2 separate regions of the Homo sapiens genome follow, and region 2 is linked to region 1. A link is an interaction called in ENCODE POLR2A ChIA-PET data of the cell type or tissue named here. Cell type or tissue: GM12878. All regions are shown on one strand. Region 1 overlaps WAKMAR2 (wound and keratinocyte migration associated lncRNA 2). Region 2 has its middle 25 kb from the start of LINC02865.

The links. ChIA-PET counts read pairs that join two places held together with the same protein. Peaks named below come from ENCODE experiments on the same cell type or tissue, not always from the same donor. Only the 100,000 strongest peaks of a DNase experiment are listed, where the experiment ranks them.
Region 2: POLR2A ChIA-PET joins it to region 1 with 5 read pairs; 2 of 35 experiments call an interaction of 5 or more read pairs at or near these places.

The regions. Positions count from the first base shown.
Region 1 is chr6:137,835,931-137,840,930 of GRCh38, reverse strand. The region is part of intron 3 of WAKMAR2 (wound and keratinocyte migration associated lncRNA 2); the gene reads left to right. Among named protein-coding and RNA genes, the nearest start is that of TNFAIP3, 29 kb to the left of the region's middle. In GM12878, no CTCF peak of the experiment used is centred here; no DNase peak of the experiment used is centred here.
Region 2 is chr6:137,917,914-137,922,913 of GRCh38, reverse strand. No RefSeq gene overlaps it. Among named protein-coding and RNA genes, the nearest start is that of LINC02865, 25 kb to the left of the region's middle. In GM12878, a CTCF peak has its summit at 802 (motif pointing left); no DNase peak of the experiment used is centred here; H3K27ac peaks cover 3,552 bases.

The DNA of each region.
Region 1 (5,000 bases):
AGAAAGTCAACAAAGAAACAGTGGATTTAAACTATACCTTGGAACAAATGGACTTAGCAGATGTATACAGAACACTTCATCCAACAACCACAGAATACACATTGTATTCAGCAGTGCATGGAATTTTCTCCAAGACAGACCATATGACAGGCCATAAAAGGAGCTCAATAAATTTAAGAAAATTCAAATTATATCAAACACTCTCTCAGACCACAGTGGAATAAGACTAGAAGTCAACTCCAAAAGGAACCTTCAAAACCATGCAAATACATTGAAATTAAATAACCTGCTCCTGAATGAACATTGGGTCAAAAATGAAATCAAGATGGAAATTAAAAAATTCCTTGATCTGAATGACAATAATGACAAAACCTATCAAAACCTCTGGGATACAGCTAAGGCGGTGTTAAGAGGAATGTTCATAGCCATAAACACCTACATCAAAGAGTCTGAAAGAGCACAAACAGACAACCTAAGATCACACCTCAAGGAACTACAGAAACAAGAACAAACCACATCCAAACCCAGTAGAAAAAAGGAAGTAATCAAGATCAGAGCAAAACTAAATGAAATAGAAACAAGCAAACAAAAATATATAAAAGATAACTGAAACAAAAAGCTGTCTCTTTGAAAAGATACATAATATTGATAGACCATTAGCAAGATTAACAAAGAAAAGAAGAGAGACAATCCAAATAACCTCACTAAGAAATGAAACAGGAGATACTACAACTGACACCACTGAAATACAAAAGATCATTCAAGGCTACTAGGAACACCTTTATGCACGTAAGCTAGAAAACCTAGAAGAGATGGATAAATTCCTGGGAAAATACAATCCCTTAGCTTAAGTCAGGAAGCATTAGATATCCTGAACAGACCAATAATAAGCAGCCAGATTGAAATGGTAATTAAAAAATCACCAACAATAAAAAGTCCATGACCAGACAGATTCATAGCAGAATTCTACCAAACATTCAAAGAATTGGTACCAATCCTTTTGAAACGATTCCACAAGATAAAGAAGGAACTCTTCCCAGTTAATTCTATGAACTTGTGTCACCCTAATACCAAAACCAGGAAAGGACACAAACAAAAAAGAAAAATACAGACTGATATCCTTGATGAACATAGATGCTAACAGATGTTAAAATAGATGCTAAAATAGAAATAAATGCTAAAATCCTTAACAAAATACCAGCTAACAGAATCCAACAACATATCAAAAAGATAATCCACCATGATCAAGGGGGTTTCATACCAAGGATGCAGGGATGGTTTAACATACACAGGTCAATAAATGTGATACACCACATAAACAGAATTAAAAACAAAAATCACATGATCATCTCAGTAGGTGCAGAGAAAGCATTCAACAAAATCCAGCCTCCCTTTATGATTAAAACCCTCAACAAAATCGGCATACACGGGACATATCTTAATATAATAAAAGCCATCTATGACAAACCCACAGCCAACATAATATTGAATGGGGAAAAGTTGAAAACATCCCCCGTGAGATCTGGAACAAGACAAGGATGCTCACTCTCACTACTCCTCTTCAAAATAGTACTGGAAATCCTAGCCAGAACAATCAGGCAAGAGAAAGAAATAAAGGGAATCCAAATGGTAAAGAGGAAGTCAAACTCTCTCTGTTTGCTGATGATATGATTGTTTGCCTTGAAAACCCTAAGGACTCCTCCAGAAAGCTCCTAGAACTGATAAAATAATTCACCAAAGTTTCCGGATACAAGATTAATGTACACATATCAGTAGCTCTTCTATACACCAACAGCTACCAAGTGGAGAATCAAATAAAAAACCCCTTTTACAATAACTGCCTAAAAAAATTACTCGTGAATATATCTAACAAAGGAGTCGAAAGACCTCTACAAGGAAAACTACAAAACACTGCTGAAAGAAATCATAGACGACATCAACAAATGGAAACACATCCCATGCTCACGGATGTGTAGAATCAATATTGGGAAAATGACCATACCGCCAAAATCATTCTACAAATTCAATGCAATCCCCATCAAAATACCACCATCATTCTTCACAGTTAGAAAAAAGAGTTCTAAAATTCGTATGGAACCAAAAAAAAGCCTGCATAGCCAAACAAGACTAAGCAAAAAGAACAAACCTGAAGGCATCACACTACCTGATTTCAAACTATACTATAAGGCCACAGTCACCAAAACAGTGTGGTACCGGTATAAAAATAGGCACATAGACCAATGGAATGGAATAGAGAACCCAGAAGTAAACCCAAATACTTACAACCAACTGATCTTTGACGAAGCAAACAAAAACATAAAGTGGGGAAAGGACACCCTTTGCAACAAATAGTGCTGGGATAATTGGCTATGTGGCCACATGTAGGAGAATGAAACTGGATCCTCATTTCTCAACTTACACAAAAATCAACTTGAGATGGATTAAGAACTTAAACCTAAGACCTGAAACTATAAAAATTCTAGAAGATAACATTAGAAAAACCCTTCTAGACATTGGCTTAGGCACGGGTTTCATGACCAAGAACCCAAAAGCAAATACAATAAAAACAAAGATAAATAGCTGGGACCTAATTAAAGTAAAGAGCCTTTGCACTACAAAAGGAACAATCAGCAGAATAAACAGACAACCCGCAGAGTGGGAGAAAATCTTCACAATCTATACCTCTGACAAAGGACTAATATCCAGAAACCACAACAAAGTCAAACAAATCTGCAAGAGAAAACCAAACAAGCCTATCAAAAAGTGGGCTAAGGACATGAACAGACAATTCTCAAAAGAAGATATACAAATGGCCCAGAAACATATGAAAACATGCTCAACATCACTAATGATCAGGGAAATGCAAATCAAAACCACAACGTGATATCACCTTACTCCTGCAAGAATGGCCATAATCAAAAAATCAAAAAACAGTAGGTGTTGGCGTGGATGCAGTGATCAAGGAACACTTCTACACTGCTGGTGGGAATGTAAACTAGTATAGCCATTATGGAAAACAGTGTGGAAATTCCTTATGAATAAATTTAAGTTCGTAAATAAAACTTAAGAAGTAAAAGTAGAACTACCATTTGATCCAGCAATCCCACTACTGGGTCTCTACCCAGAGGAAAATAAGTCATTATTCAAAAAAGATACTTGCACACACATGTTTATGGCCGCACAATTCACAGTTGCAAAATTGTGGAACCAACCCAAACGCCCATCAGTCAATGAGTGGATAAAGAAACTGTGGTATATATATATACAATGGAATACTACTCAGCCATAAAAAGGAATGAATTAACAGCATTTGCAGTGACCTGGGTGAGATTAGAGACTATTATTCCAAGTAAAGTAACTCAAGAATGGAAAACCAAACATTGTATGTTCTCACTGATATGTGGGAGCTAAGCTATGAAGATGCAAAGACATAAGAATGATACAATGGACTTTGGGGACTTGAGGGGAACAGTGGGAGACAGGCGAGGGATAAAATATGGTGCAGTGTTTACTGCTTGGGTAATGGGTGCACCAAAATCTCACAAATCACACTAAAGAACTTACTCATGTAACCAAATATCCACTGTACCCCAATAACTTATGGGAAAATAAAATAAGATAATAAAAAATAAAGTGTACCAGAGGTCATCTGCTTCTGGTTTTTAAAAAAATTGAGCTCAAAATACATATCTATAGATGTACCCTGAATTGGAAACATTAATTTACAACTATTCCATAGCACGACTTGAGTTTCTTAAGATAGACTTAACTCACTGAAATGAGGCCTCGATGTAAGCTGTTCTTCAGATGTCTGGAAACAACCACAGCAATGATGATTTGTGTCTAGCCAATTTGCTATTAGGGTTCCTGTTTCCCAACATCCATAGATTCCAGGGTCCAGGGCCCAGGTCCAACGTATGGAGGACTTCTGGCAGTCAGTCACCTTACTTTTTCCTGTTCTGGGTGTTGAATTCCCATGCAAACAGAGCAGGCAACCATCTGCAGTGTGAACCTGATCACTTGCTTTTCTTTTTCTCTTCCCACTCTGCTGTATACATGCTGTACATTTTCAGGATGCTGATTTCCCAGTCAGCCAGAGGACGACCTAGATCCATATGTGCTCATCTTTCCCCCATTCCAGAGACAATCTTCCTCTCCAAATTAGAAAATGAGCTGTGCATGCTACTCTCTGCCACTAGCTCTGAAGTTCAGAGGCCCACATCCCCTAACTAGAATTCTATCAAAGGGAAACAGAACTGCCCATCCACTAGCATCTGGTTGACATCCTTCCTTTACCTAGCCATGGCTATCTACTAATTCGTACCTCAAGGAAGAACATCTGGAATACAAAAAAAAATCTTTTCAAATCATTTTATTGTTTTCCTTCTTATTAGAGAAATTCATTAGAAACCCAATATATTTTTCTGATTACAATACAATTACTCTCTCACTGTACAACTACAATAGTATAGCAATAGAGTGTTGTGTATTAAATAGGCTTAGGTTTGGGGAAACCTAACAACCTTTAATAATTTTATTTTTATAGGAAGCTATATTTTGGTTTTCAAATAGCCAAATGTATGCAAGCTTTTGAAACATAATTACAGATATTATGATTTAAACTTTCTAACACACATGTATATATACACATACTTATGGACAAAGTTTGAATGGAAACATGGAAAAAGGAAAACTGTCAATGTGCAAAGTGGTGAAAAAATGTTCCCTTAATAATGTTATTATATTAATTTATGCAATTAAAAATTACCTTAGCAAGAGATAACTGTGAAAAAATTGTCATCTCCTTCATCTCCTCCCTAAAGGTCGCCCTTCTCCATAATCAGGATATGCTTTTCTATGTTCTCATAACATCTTATATACAAATCTTAATATAATAGTTACTTTGGAGCATAATGTATAGTTATTTGCTTATGTGTCTATTTTTCCAATTAACTGTAATTTATTTACGGACGGGGATTATCTCTTGTTAGTGTCTGTAC
Region 2 (5,000 bases), 82 kb before region 1:
AAAATGCAAACACAATTTGTTGAATGCCTACGCTGTGTCAGCTAGTCTGGGCACTCAGGTAATTTCTGTGAACAAAACAGAAAAACGAGGCTTATATTCTAGTGGTGTAAGTTGGAGATCATCTCAAATGACCTATGTTTCCCTTGAGCAGTGGTTCCCAAGCTGCCCATCAGAATCACTGGGGGACCTTTCAAAAAATTCCAAAACCTGGCCAACCCAGGCCAAATTCAGAATCTCATGGGTGGCTTATAATTTTTTTAAGTTCCCCAGGTGATTCTCATGTGCAAGGTGGGTTGAAAACCACTGCCCTCGAAATTCTGGTGGACTTCCCTAAGGAGGCATGTCTTCCCCGTCCCACTTCCCACCACCCTTCGAGAGTCATTTATATAAATCACAGATGAGGAAACCCAGACCTAAAGGCTCAGAGTGACATGTCCAAAAAAAAGGGGCACATCGAGAGGGTCACCAGGCCAGAACTTGAACCTAGGTCTTCTGATTTTAAGCCTAGTGTGTTTTTCATCACGTTGAAAGAGTTAAGAAAACTGAATATTGTTATTGCCTATAGCAAAAATCGGAGGGGTCTCCCAGGGAAGAGAGGAGATTGTCTGCAAGCCTCCTGGTCACTTCCTGTCATTCATTAAAAACTTTAGCACCTGGACCAGTCTTCATTCTTCTTAGAAATGTGAATATTCAGGGGCATATTCAACATAGAGCCCATTGAATGGGCTCTTTCCTGGGACCCCCTCATTGCCAATACATGTTTTCTACACTCTACCTCAGCCATCCACTCCAGCTGCCACCCGCTGGACATCACTGCTACTGCTACTTCAAATAAGAACTTCTCCAATGAGAAAGTGCACAGGCTTGAGGTCCCTCGCTGAAACCGTTCTCCAATCTCAGCAGCCTTGGTCAGACCACCAATGTACTCACTCGCTTTTTTTCTTTTTCAGCACCTCCCTCTTTCATTTCCCTTCATGTCTGGTTTGCATCCCTTGGGCCATCATTTTCATCATTATGGGGCAAGTACCATATTTGTAACTCCCATGCCCACTTCTCTAAACACTCTTTCCCTCGAACACCAGCCCACACACCTGCTGTTATTAATGTCTGAAGCCCTCTTCCCATACCATTTTGTCTAATTCCTAATCATCCTTTAAGTTTCAGTTTAATTACTTCGACAGGTCCTCCCTGACCCTTCAGTCTAAAGGAGGGACCCCCGTGTTACACCACTCCTTCTCAATTCTTATCTTAAGTTGTATTTCTACATGTATTTTGGTGTTTTGTTTAACATCTCTTTCCCTAGCAGGCATGGGCTTGGGGTTCTCTGTTTTGATTACTGCTATATCCCCAGTGATTGACACACTTCTGGCACGTAACAGCTACTTTATAAGTACATAAATGAATGAATGAATTAATTAATTAATTTATTCACTCAAAGTCACCCAGGGTTATTTAGTGGCAGAGCCACAACTTACCCATTTGACTACAGTTTGACCTTTGAGATGATTTTTACAATTAAATTTTGCAGTTGAGCCCCCTCAGATGCTCACTTGCATAGGCCCTGTTGACTGGACTCTGCCAGAGGTAGAGTTTGCCCAGTAATGAATCCTAGAACCCCATGTGTTCTACATGATAGCATCAAGAAATTGTCCATGGGGATGAGATATGAACCCAAGAGGCCAGAATGCATTGCAGCGGAGCTGAGAGTTACACGTTTTAAGAAGCTATGCCTCTGGCTCTGCTGTCAGCCCTAGATGGCACCTTTAATTCTTTCCTAGTCTAGGTCAAAGATGCCTTGCTTAATATGTCATTTCTCTAATTCAGTAGTAAGTGGGTCCTCTACAATGCGATTTTAAACTTTTCTTCACATAAAATGTTTGTTTACATAGAAGGACCTTTTAATTCCTGAATGTCCTCAACTGCTCTTGAAAAGCTCACCTTCAGACTGGGCCCCCCAGCTTTTATATGAGTCATTATGAAAACTTTTTTCCCTATAGGTTATTTGAGATCCCTCAGAAATCTCAAACATGTGTTACTTCTTTGAATATTTATTTAGGTTCTGAAGGAGAAGGCTGAGCTAGGGACCTGGAGAATGAAATAAGGTATTAGTATCTACTGCCTTAATTGGTTAATTGATTAAGCACAAATGGGAGGCTGACTGTGCTCAGAGTTTTATAGAGAGTAACAAGATGAATGAGTTGGAAAGTTTGGGACAATTGACCATCCAAAAAGAACTAGAGAAGAAAGGTCCCGTTTGTTGTCTGCGTGGTGTCCCACCAAGGGCAGCACATGACATGCGCTTCTGTCACTCACAGGTGTCCAAATAGAACACACGGTTGGGTGGCCTTCTGTAACTACTGCTTTCAAGTAGCCTCTGTAACCTTGGCTTCCAACCTCACACTGATTTTTATGCTTGAGCCCCTACCCCTAGAGATCTGATGAAGAGGAACTGGAGAAGTTGAATGTCTGTAGCATCGAAAAGCTCCCCAGGTGAATCTGATGCTCTGCCAGCATTGGGTATTTGCCACCTTCATAGACATCTCTGAGCAGGAGGCCTTTGGTGATTTAGGTTACTGATGGTATGTATTTTTTTAGTGTCAGAGTCATCTAGGCACTGCACTTTAGAGAGTCCAGTGTTTCACAAACACTCAAAAAAACAGAACTCTATTGATGAACACATGGTTGCCTTTGTTGCTTGGAATTTGCTGCCCAGTGCGGGCCTGGTATATAACCCATAAACCTAGACATCCATTCAACAAGCAATGCTCTTCAAGCCCCACGGAAGCTCTGCAGTGTTAGGGGTGGGCCTGCATGACAGCACAGAAATCCAGGTCTTTTCTGAGGATAAGTCCCACTAAGCTTATCTTTTTCACCCTTAGCCTATCCTTATTTTTCTGCCTCCCAAACCAGCTAGACTATCTTTTAGCTCTGCTAAGATGTTTTGATAAAAAAAGGAATGATCCACTGGAAGTTCATTCTCAGAAGGTCTGTTTCCTTTTGATAAAGAACCCAGGGAGAAACGAACTGGTGAAAGCTGTAACCTTGCTGGGGCTGTTAGTCTTTATTGAACCATGAATTCCCCTGGACGGAGGCCTAAGCAGAAATCCCTCATTCTTTACATAAATAAACAAATAAATAAAATATTTTGGCTGGTACCTAACAAAAACACACACAGGCAAATCAAGTTTAGCACATATCCTGGAAACTCCCAGCTTTCAAACTTCAATAAGATAGTCGCAGGGTATCCAGCCCAATTAAGACATATACACAAAATCCCCTTTTCGCTTAAAAAATAACAAATAACAGGGTCTTTTTCTTTATTCTAGACCCTTTGGTTGCGGTTTAGTGGCTAAGACTGAGATTAGTGAAGAAAAATATTACTAATCTGAAAACTTTTTTCTTGGGAGGAAAATGCCATGAAGTATCAAAATGTTCTAAGCAATTATTCAAACAACACAACACAAAACAACCAGGCTAAAAATGATCTTCCTGCAAAGGGATTTGTCATGCTTGGCTCCTGTGCTTATTTCAAAAGGAATGAGGGAAAATAGATGGGCATCATACCCCCACTCTGGCCATATGGTTTTAGTTTTATTTGGATCAGTTTGAACAGAAACTTTGAAAAGCAGAGACAGGCAAACAGACAGAAAGAAAGAAAGAAAGAAAGAAAGAAAGAAAGAAAGAAAGAAGAAAGAGAAAAAGAAAAAGGAAGAAAGAAAGAAAATAAAAGAAAATGAAGAAAAGAAAAGGACAGAAAAGCAGCGATTGATCGGATTTCTGGCTTTCAAATAATGCCAAACCAGGATATATGCCCAGCCTATTTTGGTCTCAAGGCCCAAGGCCAAAATCACATAATGAAGAATCCCAGCAGACATAACTTATTTCTAGTGGCATACATTTCCCATTTTGAGTTTAGAAACTCTGGTCTAATGTGACAGAGGTACATATTTTAAGATCTTTGGGGCCCTTTTGCTTTTCTTCAAAAGCACATAATGCAGTAATTCTCATGGTGGGGGTGGTTTTGCTCCCCCTAGGTGCATTTTACAATGTCTGGAGACTTTTTTGGTTGTCACAGAATGGAGATGGGAGTGGGTGGGGATGGGGAGTGGGCATTTTCTAGTCTGGAGAAATCAGAGATATTGCTAAACATCCTACAATGCTCAGGACAACTCCCCCAACCAAAAAATATCTGGCCCAAAATGTCAATAATGCCAAGAATGAGAAACCCTGACATAATGGGCCCCCTTAGCTGACTACAGAAGTTACTGTATGATGGACACACTCCCTGGGAAGACAGAGATTAAATAATTACAGCTATTATTCATTGAGGGTTACTTGTGTACCAGATGCTTCATGCACATTAACATTTTAAATTAATAGACTTTAATTTTTAGTGCAGTTTCAGGTTTACAGAAAAATTGCATAGCAAGTTCTCATATGACTCCTCATCCACCCCTCAGTTTTTCTATCACTGACATCTTGCATTACTGTGGTATATATACTACAATAGATGAACCAATACTGATATATTATTATTAACTAAAGTCCGTAGTTTACATTAGAGTTCACTGTTTGTGTTGTAAATTCTATGGGTTGTGACAAATTTATAATGTCATGTCTCCACCATTATAGTATCATAAAAAGTAGTTTCTTGTCCCTAAAATCCTTTGAGCTTCTCATATTCTTCCCTCCCTTCCTCCCCCCAAATCCTTGGCAACTACTAATCTTTTTACTGTCTCCATAGTTTTGCCTTTTCCAGAATGTCATTTAGTTGGAATCATATAGCATGTAGTCTTTTCAAATTGGCTTCTTTCACTTAGCAGTATGCACTTGAGCTTCTTCCAAGTCTTTGTGACTTGGTAGTTCATTTAGTCTTAGCATTAAATAATATTTCATTATATGGATATACCACATTTTGTTTATCCATTCACTATTGAAGGACATTTTGGGTGCCTCAAAATTTTGGCAATTATGATGAATACAACTTCTATAAACATTTG